4 separate regions of the Mus musculus genome follow, and all the other regions are linked to region 2. A link is a loop called in an ENCODE intact Hi-C map of the cell type or tissue named here. Cell type or tissue: gastrocnemius. All regions are shown on one strand. Region 1 overlaps Kansl3 (KAT8 regulatory NSL complex subunit 3). Region 2 overlaps Cnnm4 (cyclin M4). Region 3 overlaps Arid5a (AT rich interactive domain 5A (MRF1-like)). Region 4 overlaps Lman2l (lectin, mannose-binding 2-like).

Region 1 (5,000 bases), 160 kb after region 2:
CCCTTGTCTCCCTACTCCAGGGCAACTGAGATAGGCTGAGTTATCTCTGAGATATTCCAAGTCAGGTCCCCAATGGGTGGGACAACCTGTACCTGTGTCCCTTTTCCTGTGCAACTTCCACATGTCTCTTCTGGATGGCTTGGCTTGTGGTATTTATAAGTTATAGAAGATCTTACCTCAGCTCTGTTTCTTAGTTCCCATTTCATCAGAATCAGTGGAGGACATAGAGAAAGAAGAGCTTCGGGTCCAGCTTAAGAGGCACCATTCTTCCAGTCCTCTTCCTGGAGCAAAGCCTTCCAAGCGACCAAAGATCAAAGTGTCCCTGATCTCCCAAGGGGACACAGTTGGAGGACCTTGCACTCTTTCTCAAGGTGGAACACCTGAAGGTGAGTCTTTTGTGCTGTCTTTGATAAAGGCTGATCAGCGTTCCCAGGCTTGGCAGGCAACCCAGCCTCTGTCAGTCAATGGTCACCTGGAACAGAGATGGTCTGAGGTCACACATGGTGGAAAGTGGTAGTCACCTGTCTCAAGAAGGGAGACAATATCAGAGTACTTGTGGGGCCATTTAGAACATTATACACTTTGTCCATTTGGGGTTTTAATTAAGGTAATAGACAGCTTAAAAAATGGAAGGAAGGAAGAGAAGAACCCCAGCTGTCCCTGAATAGCATAGCTGTTCTTTTTCATTTTCCATCTTAAATTCAGCCTTGGTTTAGGGGCAAGTTAGGACTGAACTTTGGTCTTGGTTATTCTGCAGCTGCCGGAGGGAAGCCCATCACCATGACCCTGGGAGCTTCAGCAGGAGCCAAGGAACTCACTGGACTTCTCACTACAGCCAAGTGAGTCTGTCTGCCTTTGCTCTCCTAGTCTTCCTCCTGTTCACTCAACTTCTGCTTCGTTTGGTCTTCAGGGAAGTTGAGATATTCTAGAGTCAGTTGTAGGCATGTGACTTTTTTCTGATTGGGAGCTTTCTTTCTGACAGAGCATCCACTGACTTTACCCAGGACTTGAGTTCTTTCATTTAGGCCTGGCTTTTAGAAGGATAGAGGTGGGGCTTAGGAACTGAAACAGAAACCAAAGATTCTTCCTTGCCTGACGGACGGACTTCACTCGGGATACCCCTTGTGGCTGTGGGCTGCTGCTCTTTGGATAACAGGGCTCCTTCCTTTATTTCCAGGTCAAGTTCTTCTGAAGGTGGAGGTACAGCCAGCACAACCCCATCTGTGGCTTCCAGCAGTGCCACACCTAATGCTATCCACACGCTGCAGAGCCGCTTGGTGGCCACTTCTCCAGGCAGCTCCCTTCCAGGTATCTTGTCTTGGATCTGCTGCTGCAGGGGGTGGTCTTAGACCAGTTCTGGAACTGGAGCGAGAAAGAGTAGCTCTGCTCTCCCAGTGGTAGCAGAAGCTAACGGGAACTGGAATTAGCTTGTCTTTACTGTCTGTAGGGGCTGTGTCCTTTACTGTGAGGATAGACAGTTGCCTGTGTTGTTTCTTCTTTTTCATACCTCCAACTAGATAAAGCTGGAGGTGGTGCTGAACTGAACTTCAGCAAAGTGAGATGTGTTTTACCTCTTTGATATCTACTTTTTCTGAGCCTAGCCTGCCTGGAAGGGCTGATTGCCGGTACCATGGGTTAGGACATTGCTGAATTACCTCTCCCTTAAGATTTTACTTTCAGGTTGTTGGACTATATGTAATGTGGTCAGGTATCAGAATCCACTTGCTTTATTCTTTCTTTTCTGTAGAAGTAATTGAATTTGTGTTTCTGAAAAGTGAGATTCAAGCTCTCCGTTTTTCTGTACAAAGTGCAGGACTGCTGGCTTAGAACAGGTTGGAAAAGTAAATCCAAGGCAGTGTCTGGCATAGCACCTGTCCTTGTGTAGTAACTTCTGTGTGTGCTGGGAAGGCTTTCCTGGTATCTTTCTGAGGGCAGGGTAGTGCTTAAGGGCAAGCTTAGGTTGTTGTAGGATGAAAGTGCTATAGGCTGCTTGTGGGTAATACCCGGGACTGATGTCTGCTGCATCTGCCATGTCCTCTCCTAGGGACCGCTTCAGCCAGCAGCCTCCTCCAGGGCCTCAGCTTCAGCTTACAGGATATTAGCAGCAAGACCTCTGGCCTCCCAGGAAGTCCCTCCCCAGGGCCAGCCCCACAGGTATATCATCTGCTGTACTGGGTAGTGTGGGATAAGAACTTCTTATGGGAGGGATAATATAAAGATAATAAAAATCCTGGAAGAGTACCTTGCTTGCCATGTGCTGAGTGGGCTCTGCAGGCTCTGGTGTTATTGTTGGGTGGTAACTTCTAATCATCTGCTTGTGTCCAATAGGCCACCAGTGTGAAATTGCCAACCCCCATGCAGAGTCTGGGTGCCATCACCACAGGCACGAGCACCATTGTCCGTACCATCCCTGTGGCCACCACTCTCTCCTCCTTGGGTGCCACTCCTGGTGGGAAGCCCACTGCCATCCACCAGCTGCTGACCAATGGGAGCCTCGCTAAGTTGGCAAGCAGCCTACCTGGCTTGGCTCAGATTTCCAACCAAGCATCAGGTAAGTGCCATGAAAATGATGGGGACTTCCAGTTCTGGGTATTTCCAGGTCTTAGATAGGCAAGGTGAACTTTCCTTGATTCTTGGATTCAGCTCTGTGGAACCTGCCCTCAGAAAGGTCTAGAGAACACAGACTGGAGCCCTTCAAATTTACTGACAGCGTAGACCTACCTGCCCAGGAAGAAAGCCAAGATGCTGTTTTGGGAAGAAACTGTTACCTGAAAGTAGAGGCTAGAAATCAGTACCCTGTCTTCCTAACTTTCTCTCTGTCTGTCTGTCTCTTACTTAGGCTTAAAGGTCCCCACCACCATTACTCTGACGCTGCGTGGCCAGCCAAGCAGAATTACCACGCTAAGCCCTATGGGGTCAGGGGCAACGCCGTCCGAGGAGCCCAACTCCCAGATGCTACCATCTAGTTCACAGGTGAGTTGGCCTGGGCAGACCCAGGAAGTGAGCAGGTTCCAGTCCTAGGTAAATGTGGGGCTGGCCACAGTGTTGACCACACCTGCCATTGCGCTGAACTTGTTGGCAGACCAGATTCACATTTGGACTCTGAGTTTCTAGCCTTGTCACTTTGAGCAAGGCAGGACCTCTTTGATTTTCCTTCTCTGTAAAACTGTCTGTTGTGAGGATTGAGATGGTGAAGCTCCAAGGGCATCCGTGACTGGGTAGAATGTTTCTGAGTATTTCTCTCTTCTTCCCTTTCTCCTCCCTTTCTTGGTTTCATCATTCAGACCTTATCAGTAGAGGCTGACTCTTGGACCATGTCTTCATTGCTATCTTTAGGGTTACCCAGGAAGTAGCAGTCGATTCCTCTTAGCGATTCACCTTGCTTTCTTATACCCCCAGGACCACCTGCCCAGGAGCGGCAGTGCTTCTGGTGAGCTGAGCCCTCCCCCGTCAGTGCTCTGCTGGTTACACATATGCAGTGTGATTATGGAAGCCCTTTGTCAGTTACGGTTCCTCTTTCCAGATAACTCTAGCTGTGTCAAGTTAGGGAAAAACAGCAACAAAAAAACCCTAGATCATAGGTGGGGATTAGAGGACGACTTTTTAGAGTTGGATCTTGGTCACTTCAATGTGAGTTTTTACATACAGTAAAACAAACACTGGTTTTATGTTAATCCTTTTTCTGTTACGTGGTTTCTTATGCTTTATCCTGGTCAGTAGATTGCCTTTATTTTATTATTCTTATTTTTTGTGTATGAGTTTTGTCTGCATATGTATGTGTGCATTCCTGGGACCTTCAGAGGTCTGAAGAGGGCTCCACATCCTTTGGAATTGGAGTTAATAAGAACAATTGTAAGCTGCCATGTTGGTGCCAGGTACCAAATTATGACCCTTTGCAGGAACTGCAAGTGCTTTTAAATACTGAGCCATCTCATCCACCTTTGCATATTATATTTTTTGAGAGGATCAGGCCCAGGCTGGTCCTGAATTTAATATGTAACTAAGGATTGCCTTGAACTCCTGGTCCTCGTTTCTGCACCTCCTGAATTCTCCAGTTACAGGTACATGTGTGTCACTTCCTCCAGTTCCTTGTATAATACTTAGGATTTAACCCAGCGTCCCATGCGGACTAGGCAAACACTGCCTGCCAGAGCTCTAGTCCAAGCCATTTTATCTTTTTTTTTTTTTTTTTTTTTTTTTGGTTTTTCGAGACAGGGTTTCTCTGTATAGTCCTGGCTGTCCTGGAACTCACTTTGTAGACCATGCTGGCCTCGAACTCAGAAATCCGCCTGCCTCTGCCTCCCGAGTGCTGGGATTAAAGGCGTGCGCCACCATGCCCAGCCCATTTTAGCTTTCTATTCAACATTTGGCTTTTAACTTCTATTTCTGGATCTTGTATGGTGTGTGTCTGTCTGTCTGTGGTGTATGTCTGTGTGTAACTTGTGTGCTAGTGCCAGAGCTTAGCATTGGGGTTATCTTTCTCATTCACTTCTCCACTGTAGTTTTGGAGACAGGATCTCTCAGTGACTCTGGAACTTGTCGTGTCTGCTAGGGTTGGGCAGACCTCAGGCCTCCAGGAGTGCAGGTGCTCACCGTAAGTGTTGTATGAGCAGGAACCTGAAGTCAGGCCCTCAGGCCGACTCAGTGCTTAGCCTACCGTGCCATCTCCCCAGTTCCCGTTTTGATTTATTTTTTAAGACAGGGTCTTGCTGAATTGCTCAGGTTTGCCTCAAGGCTGTGATCATTCTACTTCAGCCTCCCAAATAGCTAGAATTATATGCATACAGCTAAAAATTTTTCTTTTGAGATAGGGTCTCATTGTATATAGCTCTGGCTGGTCTGGAGTTTGATAATGTAAACCAGGCTGGCCTCAAACTGACTGAGATTACCCACATCTGCTAGAATATGCCCAGCCATCTTTGTTTGTTTGTTTGTTTGTTGTTTACAAGTTTCCCTTTAGAAGGGCAGCATAGACTGCCCTACATTTGACTCTTCATTTC
Region 2 (5,000 bases):
AGGGAGAGAAGGAATACTAGCATTATTACTTAATATTTTCACACTCACCACCAAGCCTAACCACCTGAGTTCCATTCCCTGGACCACAGGGTGGAAGGAGAGAACGGACTCCCACAAGCTGTCCTCTGACCGCCCACATGCGCCTGTGCACACTTGCTTGCACACATATACATGCAAATAATTGTAATAAATTTAAAACATTTCAAGGTATTTGAATGATAAGCTCTTCCTTAGTTAAGACTACCACAACAACAGGGGCTGGATTTTTTTGTTTACTACGGTACTGGGTATCAAACCCTGGGCCTAGAACATACTAGCCAAAAGCTCTAGCGCTGAGTGTCCCAAGAACTGAATTTAAAGTTCCCAGTGCTACATGCATGCATAACCAGCCTGGGCTACATAATGAGCTCCAAGCCATTATGGGCTACAGAATAAGACCTAGTCTTAAAAAAAAAAAAGTGATCATTGTCAGGCGCCATGTGGCTGCTGGGGACTGGACCTATACACTCTACAAAAGCAGTTAGCACTCTTCTCAACTATGGAGCCCTGATCTTTATATTTTTAAATAAAAAAAAAAAGACACATTTTGTGTTCTGTCTGCATGTACACCTACAAGCCAGAAGAAGGCATCAGATCCCATTACAGATGGTTGGGTGCTGAGAATTGAACCTCGGGAAGAGCAGTTAATTACTGAGCTGTCTTTCCAGTCCCTTTATATTTACCTTTTAATTTGTGCATGTGCATGCACGAATATGCATGTGTGTACTGTGTGCACTCATGGAGGTCAGAGGACAGCTTTCAGGAGCCAGCTGTCTCATTCCACATGGATTCTGGGGACTGAGCTCAGGCAAGAACTGTCACTTCCGAGTCTTCTCGCCTGACCCTGATGGCAATTTACAGAGGAGTGTCCATTTTAGATGCAAACACCAGGATTCAGGCTACGGGTGCATAAAATACTGACCACCCATGAAACAATAAGAACAGGAGAGGGAGGGAGGCTCAAATCAGTGAGTGACAACTACGTCACCATCTTATTATTTTAAGACAGGGAGTCAGAGTAATGTGGTATACTGAGAAACTTTAAGAGAAAAGTTCACATAATGAAGGTAAAGATCAGGGCTGGAGCAATGCTCAGTGGGTAAGAGCACTCACTGTTCTTCTGAAGATCCTGAATTCAATTCCCAGCACGCACACAGCAGCTCACAACTGTCTGAGGCTGTCTCATGGTGTGCAGATGTACATTCAGGCAAAGTACCCATATACGTAAAATACATACAGAAATAAAACTTTCAAAAAATAGGGCTCAGTGGTTAAGAGTACTGACTGCTCTTCCAGAGGTCCTGAGTTCAATTCCCAGCAGCCGCATGGTGGCTCACAACCATCTGTAGTGGGGTCCGATGTCCTCTTCTGGTGTGTCTGAGGCAATGTACTCACATAAAAATGAATAAATAAAGCCGGGCAGTGGTGGTGCATGCCTTTAATCCCAGCACTCAGGAGGCAGAGGCAGGCGCGGATTTCTGAGTTTGAGGCCAGCCTGGTCTACAAAGTGAGTTCCAGGACAGCCAGGGCTGCAGAGAAACCCTGTCTCGAAAAACGAAAAACAAACAAACAAACAAACAAAATCTTAAAAAAGAAAAAGAATAAGAGCAATCAAGTATAGTGATAAAAACAAGAAACAAAGAAAATAAAAATTGAGGGGCTGGGTGGCTAGGTATGTAGCTCAGTAGTAGATACTTGTCTAGCATGTGTGAGTGTGTGTGTGTGTGTGTGTGTGAGTGTGTCCTGAGTTGGTCCTGACCCATGCAGGGCTGGCTCCCCAGCTTGGTCAGAATATGAGGGTGGCCAGCTCCTTCCCACATCCCTTTGGTTGCAGTGCATGTGAGGGTTCAAGCTCAATGTCTCTAACTGCTCCCATGGTTCCTGGCGAGGCCAAGGCCAGGAACAGCACCTGGCACGTGGCTTTTCCCTGAGTAGCTGCTGATGGGAATGTCCCCTTCTAGCTGTTACAGAGAAAAGAGGGATATCACAGTTGGACCCCATTATCTTCTATATCAGCTCTCGCTCTCACTGCCCCAAAGCTCTTAACTGGAGACAGTGTTAGTCCCATGTTCCGAGTGAGAGGAAGACAGGGATGGGGCTTAGTTAAGAACAGCAGATACAGATTCAGAGGGACGGGCTGACTGGGGCGGTAGCCTCACTCCTTAGGCTTGAAGAAAGCTAAGAAAGCTGAGGGGCTGGCATGCCATCCTGTAGAGGCATGTGAATGGGCTGGAGCAGGGTGTCAGCCACTGGGCTGTTTCTTCAGGCTGAGCGTGCTCACCTGGCTTTGTATGGAATAATCCCCCTATTCACCTGGGCAGTGCATGCGACTGTGTTTCTGCTGGGTAATTCTTTCTCCTGGACTGATGGACCTTTGGAATGGCCCCTCCAGGACTGTGGCAGACCCATTCAGAAAGTGAACTCTAGGCCACGTAGAGACAATACTTATTAAGAGTCAGGCTAGATTCTAAGTCCCCAGGTTCCTAAGGGAGCCATTAGTGCAGCTGCAGTACAAAGCTCTAGCAACAGGTGGCGCTGTGCGTTTCTCTAGCATGCCCCATTACCTGAGAGCCAGGAGAGCAGGGAGTTCAGTTTGCCTGTTGAACACCCAGCCTGCACAGGAGGCACTGAAGCAACAGAGGAGGAAATCAGTGACCTGGAGGGGTCACAGGCCCCAGGAACAGGATGGAGAGGAAGATTTGATGGGTCTCAGGCTACTTCAAGCAGGGTAGGGTGGGAGTGGGCCAGAGTCCCATCTAAGGGACACACTTAGATAAGAACGGTGCTGGGGGTAAGAATAGACCAAGGAGCTGTATGCAGAAGTGCCTGGCTTCAGGATAGACCAAGGAACTGTATACAGATGTGCCTGGCTTCCAGCCACTGTTCATCAGCACTGGGAGCAGCCCCTCAAGCCCTTCTGAACAAGATCTCCCCAAACATTAGCTGGTACCTACAGTAAACATCAGCTGGTATCTACAATCTCAGCATCAGGAGGCTAAGGCAGGAGGAAAAAGAGTCCCAGGCCAGTTACAGAGCAAGGCCATTCCAAAAAACCAAAACTTCCCAAGCAACAAGACAAGGATGCTCTGGCAGGGGCAGCTCAGTCTCTGTTAAGACATGACAGGTGCAGTCAAGGTACATCTGCTCTAGAGCTCGGCTTGTTTGCCCTCCATCTTGACTCCAGGAGCCTAACACCCCAGCTCATCCTAATGCATGGGCAGAGGATGTAGTGGTTAACCTGTGTGATATTCACGGATGCCCTGGCCCTGTGCACTGGGAGCTTCTTGTCAAAGGGACAAGCGTGGCACAGGAATCCCAAGAGCTACAGCAGACACCTCCTGGCATAGCCTGTTCTACGCACCAAGCGTGCCTTTCATTCTTCCCCCTGCAGCAAGCTGGCACACCCCTGCCAAGGTCAGAGTTCTCACATGGGGGAAGACTGTTGTTGAGACCTGCTAGAATGTGAGGTTCTACCCTTCCCCAAAATGTCCTCCGGAGCCACCCAGGACCAGAGGTCATCCTTGGGGGACCCAGATCCCAATGCCTGCCCAAATCTGACCAAAATGCAGTCACTGAGGCCCTGAGAAAGTCATCTACAACTTTCCCAGGCAAATCAGCTCTGAGCCAGCTACCACCCAATACCAGTCTCCCAACTCCCCAGGCGTCACGCAGCCCTTTGTGTCCCCCATCCTACCCGGATGCCTTAGTTATGATACGCCAGTGGCTCCATCCTAATCTCACCACGATGTCCGAAGTCAAAGGCAGGGGCTCCCTTTCATTCCTAAAGCTCATGAGCTGCCCGGCTCCCGACCGCCCCTGACTGCAGACCTTCCCGCAGCAGCTGGTCCTCTGCTGCTTCAGGACACCCTCTGCTCCTCTCTTGTCCCTCAGCCTTCCAACAGTTAAGAGGCCATTCTGTTCCCTTAGGCCCGGCAACTCTGGTCCTTCCCGCCTCCTTCTGCTCTGAGCCATCCAGGGAGGGCCCTTACTTTGCAAGTATCAGAGAGCTCCAGGGACCTGGCCCACAACTCACCTGGGGGTGCCACGGAGAGTGCCATGGTTCCATAGTACGAGAAGGCGCCCGTCTCAAACTTCATGTTCTCCTTGCCTGCTTCTACCTCCACCTTCCCCTGAAAGAACATAGGGTTAAGGTTAGCGTGGCTTGAGATGGTGCGAGGCCTGTGTGGCAACAGGAGAGGGGCTAAAGCAGGGCAGAGCACACAACAGAGCCATAAACGCTTGGCCACAGTGCCCTGCAGCATTCAAGGGCTTGACCTGTGGGCACAAGAGTGGCCTCTCGGAGATGACACACAACCTGGAGCAAGCACATTCAAGGGTAGGCCGTAGACTCTCTCGTGGTTCACCAGAAGGCGAGGTGCAGGTGTGGGGAGGCGTGAGTGGCCTGCACACTCAGGCCTTGGGTCCGAGGCTCACCTGCAGGATGAGGACGAAGCAATCGGCCGGCTTGTTCCGGGTGTACAGGTAGTGGCGAACGCAGTACCTGTTGTGCTCATTGAACCTGAGCTCCTGAATGACGTCGGGGTACTTGAGCAGCCGGAGCAGGATCTTCTCTGACATCAGAGAGGGGCTAAACTGGGGCACCTCTGCAGGAGAGAGACAGGACTTCACAGGTGCCCGCCCGGGACAGGCAGCCAACATGGACGTGACCACGCCACTCTGTACTAGAATGGCTTCCTCCCTGCTTGGGCCATTTCTTCAGCCTGCACCTCCCTGGGAAGTACCACGCTTGGCTTCTGCGGCTTAGATGGCATCAGCCAGCTTCCACAGCTCCAGTAGAGCAGTCATGCCCTTTGGCAGACTACTGAACTTACATGTCTCCATTTTCTCATCAGGGAGATAGGGACACGACTTCCCTGGGTGGTCTCATGCTTAAGTGGCACCACAGGTAGAGTATTCTTGGCTGGTGCATGTTAATTAAGTGTTCCTACAATTACTACTCT
Region 3 (5,000 bases), 180 kb after region 2:
CTGAGCTCTTTTGAACAGCTTTCCCCTAGAGGTTCCCTCCCTGACTATTACCCAGGCTTTCAACTGTAGCTCCTGGGCAACCCATATCCAAGCCAGGCTTTCTTGATTGGGCTCCCAGTGCAAGCGAGTGATGCTTCCCTATTCTTCATTCCTGTGGGAGGGAAACCACCAGAGCCAGGCTGAGATGTGGCAGTGAGGTCAGGGAACTTGCATCAGACAGCCCATCATCAAGCCCCAGACAATGGTACGGATGTGGCAGGTGAACCTCCACTCCCCTTCCAAGGGCCTTGGCAGACATTACTAATCAATTGCATCACTTTCGCAGTGAGTCAATCCAGAGCTGCAGACAACCACAAAAGTTGGCTTGCCATTCTTGACCCAGACACTATCCAGAAGTCAGAGTCACTGACTCAGAAGGCAAGGTAAAGGGTAGTGGTCAGAACACATGCATGGGTTTCAAAATGCTAAGGTAAAGGACAGGATAAGGCATGGCCAAGCTAGCAAGGGAAGTAGTGACTCACATTCATCAGGACTTAAGTTTACAGAGGGCTTTCTCTAAATACCCTGGCTCTTGGGGTTAAATGACTCACTTCCATACTACAGATGAGACAGAGAAGTCCCAGAGAAAGGGGGGTGCACCTGGTGCCACACAGTATTCTGATCCATGTGGCATACACTTTCTCTGAGCCTTAGCACAGGTAGCTCAAGACCCAGAGTCAGCTTCTCCTCTAACGGGTCACCCAGAGCTGAAACCCATGAGAAGGTGAGAGACAGAGCCCACCCGTGGCCTGCTGCTAGTGGTCTAACCCCTGAGTGGACACAAACTCAGGGAACATTTGCTGACAGGAGACACTCTGGAGATCTCAAATATTACTACTTAAACAGAGCTGCAGGGGTAGCTCATTGGGGCATGTCTTTGGAGGTTATACCTGGTTTGTGTGTTCTCTCCCTCTCCCTCTCCCTGCTCCTGTCCCCTTGCCTCCCCTCCCCCAGTTGTCTACCCTAAGACAAAGAACTTCCAGTGTCTTGTGGTTCTGCCACCCAGTGGCCATGGGCTAAATAAAACCTCTGCTAATGTAGGCAACAACAAATGTGATGGTTTGTATATGCTTGGCTCAGGGAATGGCACTATTCGAAGGTGTGACCCTGTTGGAGTAGGTTTGTCACTGTGGGTATGGGCTGTGAGACTCTCATCCTAGCTGCCTGGAAGCCAGTCTTCTGCTAGCATCCTTCAGATGAAGATGTAGAACTCTCAGCTCCTCCTACACCATGCCTGCCTGGATGCTGCCATGTTCCCACCATGATGATAATGGACTGAATTTCTGAACCTGTAAGCCAGCCCCAATTAAATGTTGTCCTTATAAGAGTTGCCTTGGTTATGGTGTCTGTTCACAGCTGTAAAACTCTAAGACAACAAAACCTCCCATCTCTCAAGTTACTTCTGAAATTATTTGGTTATGATGATCAGCAAAGCAAGTGACACAGGATGCACATTGAGTCCTTCCTCCAGGGCCTAGGGTTTGGCTGTCCCTCATGCTTTGAGCCACTCGGGAATTCTCTTGTCTACATTAGCCTTCATTTCTATTGCTTGCAAGGAAAGGACCCAAGATTGTCACTGGCACACTGGCTGTGGGAAAGTATAGGTCATAATCTATTTGGCTTCTAGCTTCTTGGCCGTTCCTTTCTACCCCAGGGCCCAAGCAGAAAGCCAAGAACCTTAGAGGTAGGAAAGAGCCTCAGGAAAGGTAAGGTCGGGAAGTAGCTGCTCTTTCAAGACACCCACTGGGAGCGCCTCTTCCTTGCTCTCCTTGTATGTCAGAGCCTTTCCTCCTTTGGGGAGTTTCACAGTCAGGGCCAGGTGGCTTCCAGGACTAGAGGCTCCCCACAAAAGGTTGAGCTGCCCCCTGGTAGGATGGGGAGTGTGTTCTGTAGTCATCTGCTCATTAGTGGTCTCTAGATTCAATTCTGCATCACAGAGGACACAGAGACTCACAGGTAGCCAGCCGGCTGTCACACACACACACACACACACACACACACACACACACACACACACACACGGAGGAACAACCCCCAGCGAGTGAGGCCCTAGTCTTGGGAGCTTGTGCTCATATTTGCCCACCTCGATGGTCCTGCCAGATCAGCGATTGCTCTACATTCCTGCCCAGAAGCCCTTTGAAGAGTTGAGCAGCCACATTCTTGGAGCCATTAGCTAAGGAAATTGGTCTTGATCTGTAACCATGAAGAACAGCAGCTGCCACCTAGTGTCTGAGCAGTGTCAAGACTCAAGTGGTGAGAACCAGGGCAGTTGGCTAGGACTGGCTCCCTAATGGTCCGACACAAGAGGAGCTGAAGGACTATGGGCAATAGATGGGCTCCCCCCCCCACCCCCGGTCCTGATTCGGAAGGTCATCCTTTGTGGCCAGAAATAACGGCTATTCAAGAGAAAATGTTTCAAATATTGTTAATTCTTTTTTTTAAAAAACACCAAATGATATAGCTCAGTGTTGGATACTTGCCCAGCATACCCAAGGCTCTGGGTTCCATCCAGCACACTAGAAAACAAACACATCTAAACATGCCAGGCAGCCTCTGCTCTTGATTTAAAATTCCTTTAAAGCCATGAAGTTTTTCATTGCCTCTGGCCTTCTCTAATGTCTATTCTGCCAGTCTAAGGCTCTGGCCAGCCCAGCAACTTCATGTGGAAGGTAACCTTTGCTTCTTGCCTCCTGTGCTGTGTTTTTTGCTGAGGCCCCATCACCTCCTTTCCTGTGCCTACACACCTTACCCTGGCGGCTGTGCCCACCCAGCATGCCCGCTGCCCTTGTTTCAAAGTCCCCCATGCCTGAGCTCTGTTGACCCCTTCTTGCTCTAGCTCATCCAGCAACCAATAGCTGCTGATTCAGCCAAGCCTCTCATGTGCACCCACCCCATCAAGTCCCCACAGCACACCAAGATCTGCAGTCTAGAGATCTTACCCACTGTTCCCAACTCCCTCCCCCCATCCCCACTTCATTCCCTGGTTCTCTGTTGATGCCCTTCATGCAGCCACTTCGGCTCCCACTGGAGTGGTGCTTAGTTGTCCCTTGCCTTGAGATTGTGTCCAGCCGGCCTCCTAGGTGCAATGATACTCACGCTGCTAAGGTCAAGTGGAAACCCGAGCTCTTGTGCCCTGGCTGTGCCCTTGGACGGCTTTGCTCTACTGTGATCACTGCCTAGCTCGCTTCCCTTCTCCAAGCCCAGCCCCCACACTCACTCTGCTCACAGTATAAACAGACACGCTGGCCAGATGTGTCCGCAGCATCTCCAGACCTGTGTCCAGATGTTGACTCTGCCATCTCCAAGGATACGTTCCCTACTCTGTTCTAGTCTCCAGTGTCCACACCTACCACTTGCCAGAGTCCAGGGCTGGGATGCAGCAAGTGATCAGAGCTTGCTGAGCATAAAAAATGTCCAGGGTTCCATCCCTAGCACCATAAAGCAAACAACCAAATCTGGGAGCCAGGACTCTCTTCCATCTTTCTTTATTTCACATAAAAGCCCAACTGCCTCCTGGACTAGAAGGTTCTAAATGCAGCCTAAGTCATCTCTGGCTTCCTCCGTCCCTGCCCAACAGCCCCCCTGGCTCCTGGCCCCACTCTCTCGCCACTCCCTCGGGGACTTGCTGCTGTTTCTCCATCACCTCCTGTAGCCATTCGCAAGGTCTTCAAAGGAAAATTCCCAGCCATTCGGTTTAAAACTCTGATGGTTGCTGGGCGAGGTGGTTGCTGGGCATGGTGGTGCATATCTTTAATCCAAGTAGAGGCAGAGGGTGGACCTCTATTAGAGACCAGCCTGGTCTACAGAGTAAGTTCCAGGTCAGCCAGGGCTACACAGAGAAATCCTGTCTTAAAAAGAAGCCAAGAAAACCAACCAACCAAACAACTATGGCGGTGGTGATACTTGCCTCGTGTGGGAGATGCACATGTAATGCTAACCAATGCCACCTAAGACAGTTACAGGGGCAGCATGCTTTGACACCCAAGGCAAACAAAGGTATTTCCCACTGAATGCCCAACTCATCACACTTAAGCTGTTTCCAGGGAAATGAGCCAGGACCACGGACAGGGGTGGGGTCAGCACAAATACCAGAGTGGCCTCTGCCTCCTCCCACCATTATTAGCTCAAATGTCACGAATGATTTGGAAGTAGGCTCAGACCACAAGTTATGCCCTGGACACAGACGCCAAGAGCTTTGCTGGCCTGTGGGTCCTCTGGGGGAACCTGTTAGGGACACAAGTGAACATAGGAAGGTGTGTGTACCACAGTGTTTGGAGTCACCTCTGAGCTGAGTTCTCTCATTCACAGAAGGAAGGAGAATCATGTGGGGCTAGCGCATGGGTGCAAAGTCCCAAGATTTCCCAGGAAGCCTGATGTGCATTCATTTCTAGAGTTTTTGCTGAAGCAGAGTGGAGTACAACCCAGAAAGCCACACACCCTACCCTCCCAGCTGTGTATTCTCCAGATGAACCTGCAGAGGGCTCCGTTCCTGCAGCTTGGAACAAGCTACCATTATCAGGCTGTCTGTCATACGCCACCTTTGAGCAGGTTGAGACTAGTGTTACTTTGTAGATGAAGGGGATCCTTCCACGCACGCACGAAGGTACCCTCTGTCTATCCTGGGACCTGACCCCACAGTGTACAGCCCAACAGCCAGGGCATTTGCTAGCCTAGAATCCCTCCTCACGGGGCTGTAAAAGCTCCCAGACAGGTAGCACATGGGTGCAGTGGGGTAGCCAGGAGCTCAGGGCTTGTCATCTGAATACTCAGGCTGGCATCCTGGTATCTCCAGAAGGAAGGTGGGGAGTTGCAAGATGCATCAGTGGGACCCTTACCCTCTAGCTACCTGGTCTTGGAGGACACCTGTGTCCCAGCTCTTTTCCACAGGCAGCTGCTTTCCCTGGCCACCCGTTTCCCAGAGCCAGACATCCTCAATGACACCTGCTGTCTCTGGCCTTGGC
Region 4 (5,000 bases), 66 kb after region 2:
GCTCCTTGTTGTTCCAGGCCCATCAAACCCTTGCTAGATGCAAGACCAGCATCATCTCTGTGCTCTGTAGAATGGAGATTGCTGGAGACTCCGGGACTCTTTAGAGGATACAGTAGACCCATCTGTCCTTGAAGGGACAGCAGTAGTGGTGGCTGCAGAGCTTTCCTCCAGAGCAAGACATTTACATTGAGGTTTGCAAGATAAGGAGCCAGTGGTCCATGATGAGGGAGAGCGTGTACTAAGGCATTCTGGGAGGGGACAGTGAGGATAAGGAAGTAGAGAGCTTCAGATAGAAAGGCAGGCAGGCTCTGCACCGCATGAGCTTCACTGTTTCTGTTCCTTCTCTTCCCTCTTAGGCACACTAGTCACAGTGAGTCTATGTGCCCCAGTGGTTGTTAGTTGGGCTGTTAGGCCATTCACAGTGTTACTCCTCTTTCCCTGTGAATGAACAGAGTAGAGAAGCTGTGGTGTTCAAGGTAGCAGTGTTTGTCGGGTCTCCCTGTCCTGAAGCTCACCATCGTGGTGCTAGACCTCCAGCCATCCACTGCTTTCCTGCCCATTGATTTCTTTCTTGAGAGAAGAGAGGTGTTTTCATATGTGTGATTTCAGTTCTTTGAGCTTCTGTTCAGTCCAGAGAATGTAGAAAATTGTCGTCTTCTCCATACCCAACCAACTGGGGCTGTCTCAGAGGATAAAATCAAATGTATGTTCTCAGTGGTGTGGTTTACTTTGCTTACTCACACAAGGGTGCAGGCATTGGTCCAAGTTTATTATTTACTTGTAGCACTCTTTGTTGCAACTGTTACCATCCTTGCCCTATGAGTAAGACTCTGAAGAGCAGAAGAAAGTCTGCAGAACTTACTTGGTCACATAGGTCATAGATCTGACTCCAGAATCTCTGCCTCTGCGATTTTGGCTTCTTAGATTTGGTAACAAAAGCAGAAATGACAAAAAGAAGCACAGGGAAACTGGTCTTCACCGAAGGAGGAACCTGGGGCTGGAGGGACGGCTCAGCGGTTAGAAGCACCAGGCCTTCTTGTAGAGCTTCAGTTCCCAGTACCCACATGGTGGCTCATAACTGTCCATAACTCTACTTCTGACTTCTCCGTGCCCTCTTCTGACATCTGTTGGTGTGCATGTGCTGCACAGACATGCATGCAGGAAAAACACACAGACACCGAAAATAAATGTCCTTTTTTCTTTTTTGGTTTTTCAAGACAGGGTTTCTATGTGTAGCCCTGGCTGTCCTGGAACTTGCTTTTTAGATTGTGTTGGCTTCCAACTCAGAGATCTGCCTGCCTCTGCCTCTCAAGCGCTGAGATTAAAGGCGTGCACCACTGTGCTCAGCTCTCAAAATAGTTTTTAAAAGTAATAACTTATGTGCTTCAAAGCACACTGTCAGGAGTAGGGCTGGTGGTGTAGCTCAGAAGAGTATTTGCCATATGCGTGCAAGACCCTGGATTCAGGCCCCAGCACTGAGAGCATACCTAGAAAGTGGAATCACCTGTAGGATGGAGGAAAATAAGTGCAAATCTTACTAGAGAGCCATTGCTGGAATATATAAAGAACTGTCATACAAAGAACTACTACAACTTAATAAAAAGACAAGCTAATAAAATAATAGGCAAATGATCTGAGTAGATTTTATCTGAAGAAGATAAATGGATGGCCAGTAAACATGAACTGATGCCCTCCGTCATCAACTTAGAGAGACACAGATGAGACCACAGTAAGATCCCCACAGCCACCAGAATTTGAGTGCAGAGATGTGGGCGTCATTTGGAACCTACAGATACTTGTGGGGATGTAAAATGATACAGCTGGAAAGCGGGCTAAAGATAGAGATTCTCTAATCTGGTGAATCCCCTTGCGTGTGTGTAGCCAAGAGAAATAATAGTATCTACGAAAAGGCTTGTGCACAGATGGTCATAGCAGTCAAAACGCTGATAACACCTTGTGTCCATCAGCTGGAATATTCGGTGATAAAATAAGTATTGCTATGGGTCACAAGAGTCTTGCATATCATGTGAGCTCTTTCCTGTGAAATATGGTCAGATCTACAGAGACAAGGTAGAGAGAGTTGTCCAGAGCTGGGGCTCTCAAGTAGGAAGGGTGAGAGTGACTGCCAGTGGGCATGGAGTTATGGAGTGGTTAAAAATGTTCTGACGTTATGATAATCATCACCTTAATTAGCACTTACCTGAACCCACTATGGGTGGGTCAAGTGTTCCATGGATGATGTCTCTGTGTCACTGTTGATTTAGATGTGGTTGAAAGATGAGTCCATAGCCCTTTGACCCGAGGAACCCATCCAACTGAAGATCATATTTCTTTCTCCTGTGAACCCAGATGTCGGTGAACACTTCAGAGAACTTGGTAGCACCCTTGGAGCACAGATGTCTTTGTTCAGTTGAAACCAGAGTCTAGTGGCAAGAGACTTCCTGGAATGACAACACAGAAGAGCAAAGCTGTTGGCAGGCTGGGCTGTCTTTTTGTCTGTGACGTGTTTGAGCCTCACACATGGGAGGGAGAGGCAGCCAGGAGTGAGATTAGCAGCTCCCCAGTCTGCCTTGATCAGGCTAGCCTGGATATCGTAGTCTAGGTAGTCCCCATATTTTTACATATATATATGTATACACACACACACACACACATATATATACATATACACACACACACATACACACATATATATATTCTCCTCCTTTTAACTGGAAGAAAATGAACACTAATGTCTTCAAAACACATTTCAAGCTGAGGAAATAGTGATACAACTCATGCCCAGAAAGTGGAGAACTCAGTCCCTAACACCTCCCCACCTAACCCCCACCCCCCACACTAATAATACCACAGACCTGCAAGCACACACGTATGCATACCTTGGGTTCCCTTAGTCCTTCTCTTGATAAACTAATTTTACTTGGTCTTTTTTGACCCATGGAATCTCCCCTGCTCCTCTCTCTTTTTTTTTTTTTTTGAGACAGGGTTTCTCCGTGCAGCCCTGGCTGTCCTGGAATTTGCTCTGTAGACCAGGCTGGCCTCTAACGTAGAGATCCATCTGCCTCTGCCTTCTGAGGCTTGTGCTACCACCATCTATGGAAATCTTTTTCAAAGGAACTCTGACTTCTTAAGTTTTCATGTTTTAACGCTTAGATGTGACACCTTTTTTTTTTTAAAGTTTCTTAGATGATGATGCTCAAGTATATAAGCATTGTTTAGGGGCCTGGAAGTACCCCTTTTTCCACAGCCTTTGAGGAGCTGAGAGCTGAGGTCAGAGTCACCTTGTAGGAGGCCAATGGGGTTTGGTGCTGACAGAGTCGTGTGTCTTAGCTTTATTGCCTGCTCTGAGGAGTATAGATTCTGCTTAGATACTCGGGTTTCCTTTCTGTTCCTGCATGAAAGACTAGCTGAAGAGCATTGTAGGGCCAGTGGCATTGAGGACTCATGTGCACAGCTCAAGAGGAGGCTGCCTCCTAGCAGCACCTAGTAGAGAAGTCATTTGTTCTGTTGCTACAGAAAATCCAGAGCGGGGAAGAAGGCAAATCTGTATAGGCATCTTTTTACAAATGAAAAGGTCGCATCATATAGCAGCTGTCTAAAGACATAGTTATGAAGCTGGGAGTTTAAGATCTGATGGATGTCAGATCCAGATAAATCATTATTTTGATAAAAGTTTCAAATTTATAGATTGTTAATCTGTTAGAGAGTTCTAGAATATACCCTACTGATACTACCCAGGCTGGTATCAAACTTCTGGTCCTAGGTATTGTTCCTGCCTCAGCCTCTTGAGTAGCTGGGATTATAGTCATGTACCACTTTGCCCCCAGCCTGTGTCCTTTATATGCCCCGGGCATGCACACACTTGCTCACACGTGAGCATTTTCTTCTCAACTAGCTAAGAGTAATTGTTGAACTTTGCCTCCTTAACCCCAAATGCACTGTGTTTTTCCTAAAACAGCAAGAACTATTCCTAGCATAATGGTCAAAAAACAGAGGAGTTAAAAATGCTGAGCTCACTGCTACTAGTCTTCAGCTCCACGTGGGTATCCTTAATGCTCCTTGATGTGCTTTTAGCAGAAGAAAACCCAAGGAACATACATTCTCTCTCTCTCACTTATTTTGTGTATGGGGTAGAGTGCATGCATGTAGAGGTCAGAGGACAACTTGCTAGAGTTGGTTCTCTCCTTCCACCCTCTGGGTCCCAGGGCTCAAACTGGTTGTCAGGCTTGGCAGCAAGGCCCTTTCCCCATTGAGCCATCTCGCTGCCCTCTCTTAGTCTTTAATTTGGAGCCACTTTGCAGTCTGTCTTTGTGCTTTAGAGTTCCTGCTTAGGTATGCTCTTTACATACCTGACTTTTCCTTTAAAAAAAAGTATGCTTTAAACTTCGGCTTATTTAAAATAGGCAGGGTCTTACTTTGTATCCTGGTCTGTAACTGTAGCAGTCCTGGGAGCATAGGTATCCACTATACTTGCTGAGACTTCCTTTATGATGACAGATAGACTGGTCATACACTGTGACTCAGTCAGGGCTCTGGAGCGAACCACTTGGTCTCAGACCTTAAGTACATTCCTGAATACCAGTGTTTTCTCTCATGAGATTTCTTGCCTGTGAAGTGAGGACACTGGCTCACAGGTGGCTCGACTGTTAAAGGTACCTGTCACCAAGTGAGTTTGATCTCCAGGACCCAAAAGGTGAAAGGAGAGAACCGGCTCCCTCAAGCTGTCCCCTGACCTCTCCCTGCTAAATAAGTAAACGAAGTGAGTTAGCAAGGAAGATGGTGGTGCTGGCTCGCAGGCCTGAGAGCACTGAAGGCATGTCCCCTTAATGACTGCTGCTACTTACCCCCTAGGTGGATGCCAGCGTGGCAGTAGCTGCTGTGCGGCTCCTCTTCCCACCCCTTTCTTCACATCTAGCGTTAGGCACAGCTTGGCAGTTTGTAGCAGGCTTAGGTTGGGAATCACTGCCCCAGAAGAGGGGCTCCCTTGTGCTAGTTGGTGA

Evidence for each region. Peaks named below come from ENCODE experiments on the same cell type or tissue, not always from the same donor. Only the 100,000 strongest peaks of a DNase experiment are listed, where the experiment ranks them.
Region 1: a loop joins it to region 2, with 2.6 times the contacts of the local background. A loop is called at or near these places in 3 of 42 quality-filtered maps.
Region 3: it touches region 2 in a loop (4-fold over the local background); 15 of 42 quality-filtered maps call a loop at or near these places.
Region 4: a loop joins it to region 2, with 2.4 times the contacts of the local background. A loop is called at or near these places in 10 of 42 quality-filtered maps.

The regions. Positions count from the first base shown.
Region 1 is chr1:36,341,224-36,346,223 of GRCm38, reverse strand. Kansl3 (KAT8 regulatory NSL complex subunit 3) reads left to right here. Exons shown (of 22, transcript NM_001310513.1): 16 at 195-386; 17 at 758-839; 18 at 1,178-1,308; 19 at 2,045-2,154; 20 at 2,329-2,551; 21 at 2,840-2,973. Among named protein-coding and RNA genes, the nearest start is that of Mir6898, 5.0 kb to the left of the region's middle. In gastrocnemius, no CTCF peak of the experiment used is centred here; a DNase peak (open chromatin) is centred at 2,482.
Region 2 is chr1:36,499,054-36,504,053 of GRCm38, reverse strand. Cnnm4 (cyclin M4) reads right to left here. Exons shown (of 7, transcript NM_033570.2): 4 at 4,474-4,643; 5 at 4,073-4,169. Among named protein-coding and RNA genes, the nearest start is that of Cnnm3, 10 kb to the left of the region's middle. In gastrocnemius, no CTCF peak of the experiment used is centred here; a DNase peak (open chromatin) is centred at 2,570.
Region 3 is chr1:36,321,485-36,326,484 of GRCm38, reverse strand. Arid5a (AT rich interactive domain 5A (MRF1-like)) reads right to left here. Exons shown (of 7, transcript NM_001172205.1): 7 at 2,456-5,000. Among named protein-coding and RNA genes, the nearest start is that of Arid5a, 16 kb to the right of the region's middle. In gastrocnemius, CTCF peaks have their summits at 2,271 (motif pointing left) and 4,517 (motif pointing right); a DNase peak (open chromatin) is centred at 2,264; H3K4me3 peaks cover 300 bases; H3K27ac peaks cover 2,141 bases.
Region 4 is chr1:36,432,738-36,437,737 of GRCm38, reverse strand. The region is part of intron 4 of Lman2l (lectin, mannose-binding 2-like); the gene reads left to right. Among named protein-coding and RNA genes, the nearest start is that of Lman2l, 10 kb to the left of the region's middle. In gastrocnemius, no CTCF peak of the experiment used is centred here; no DNase peak of the experiment used is centred here.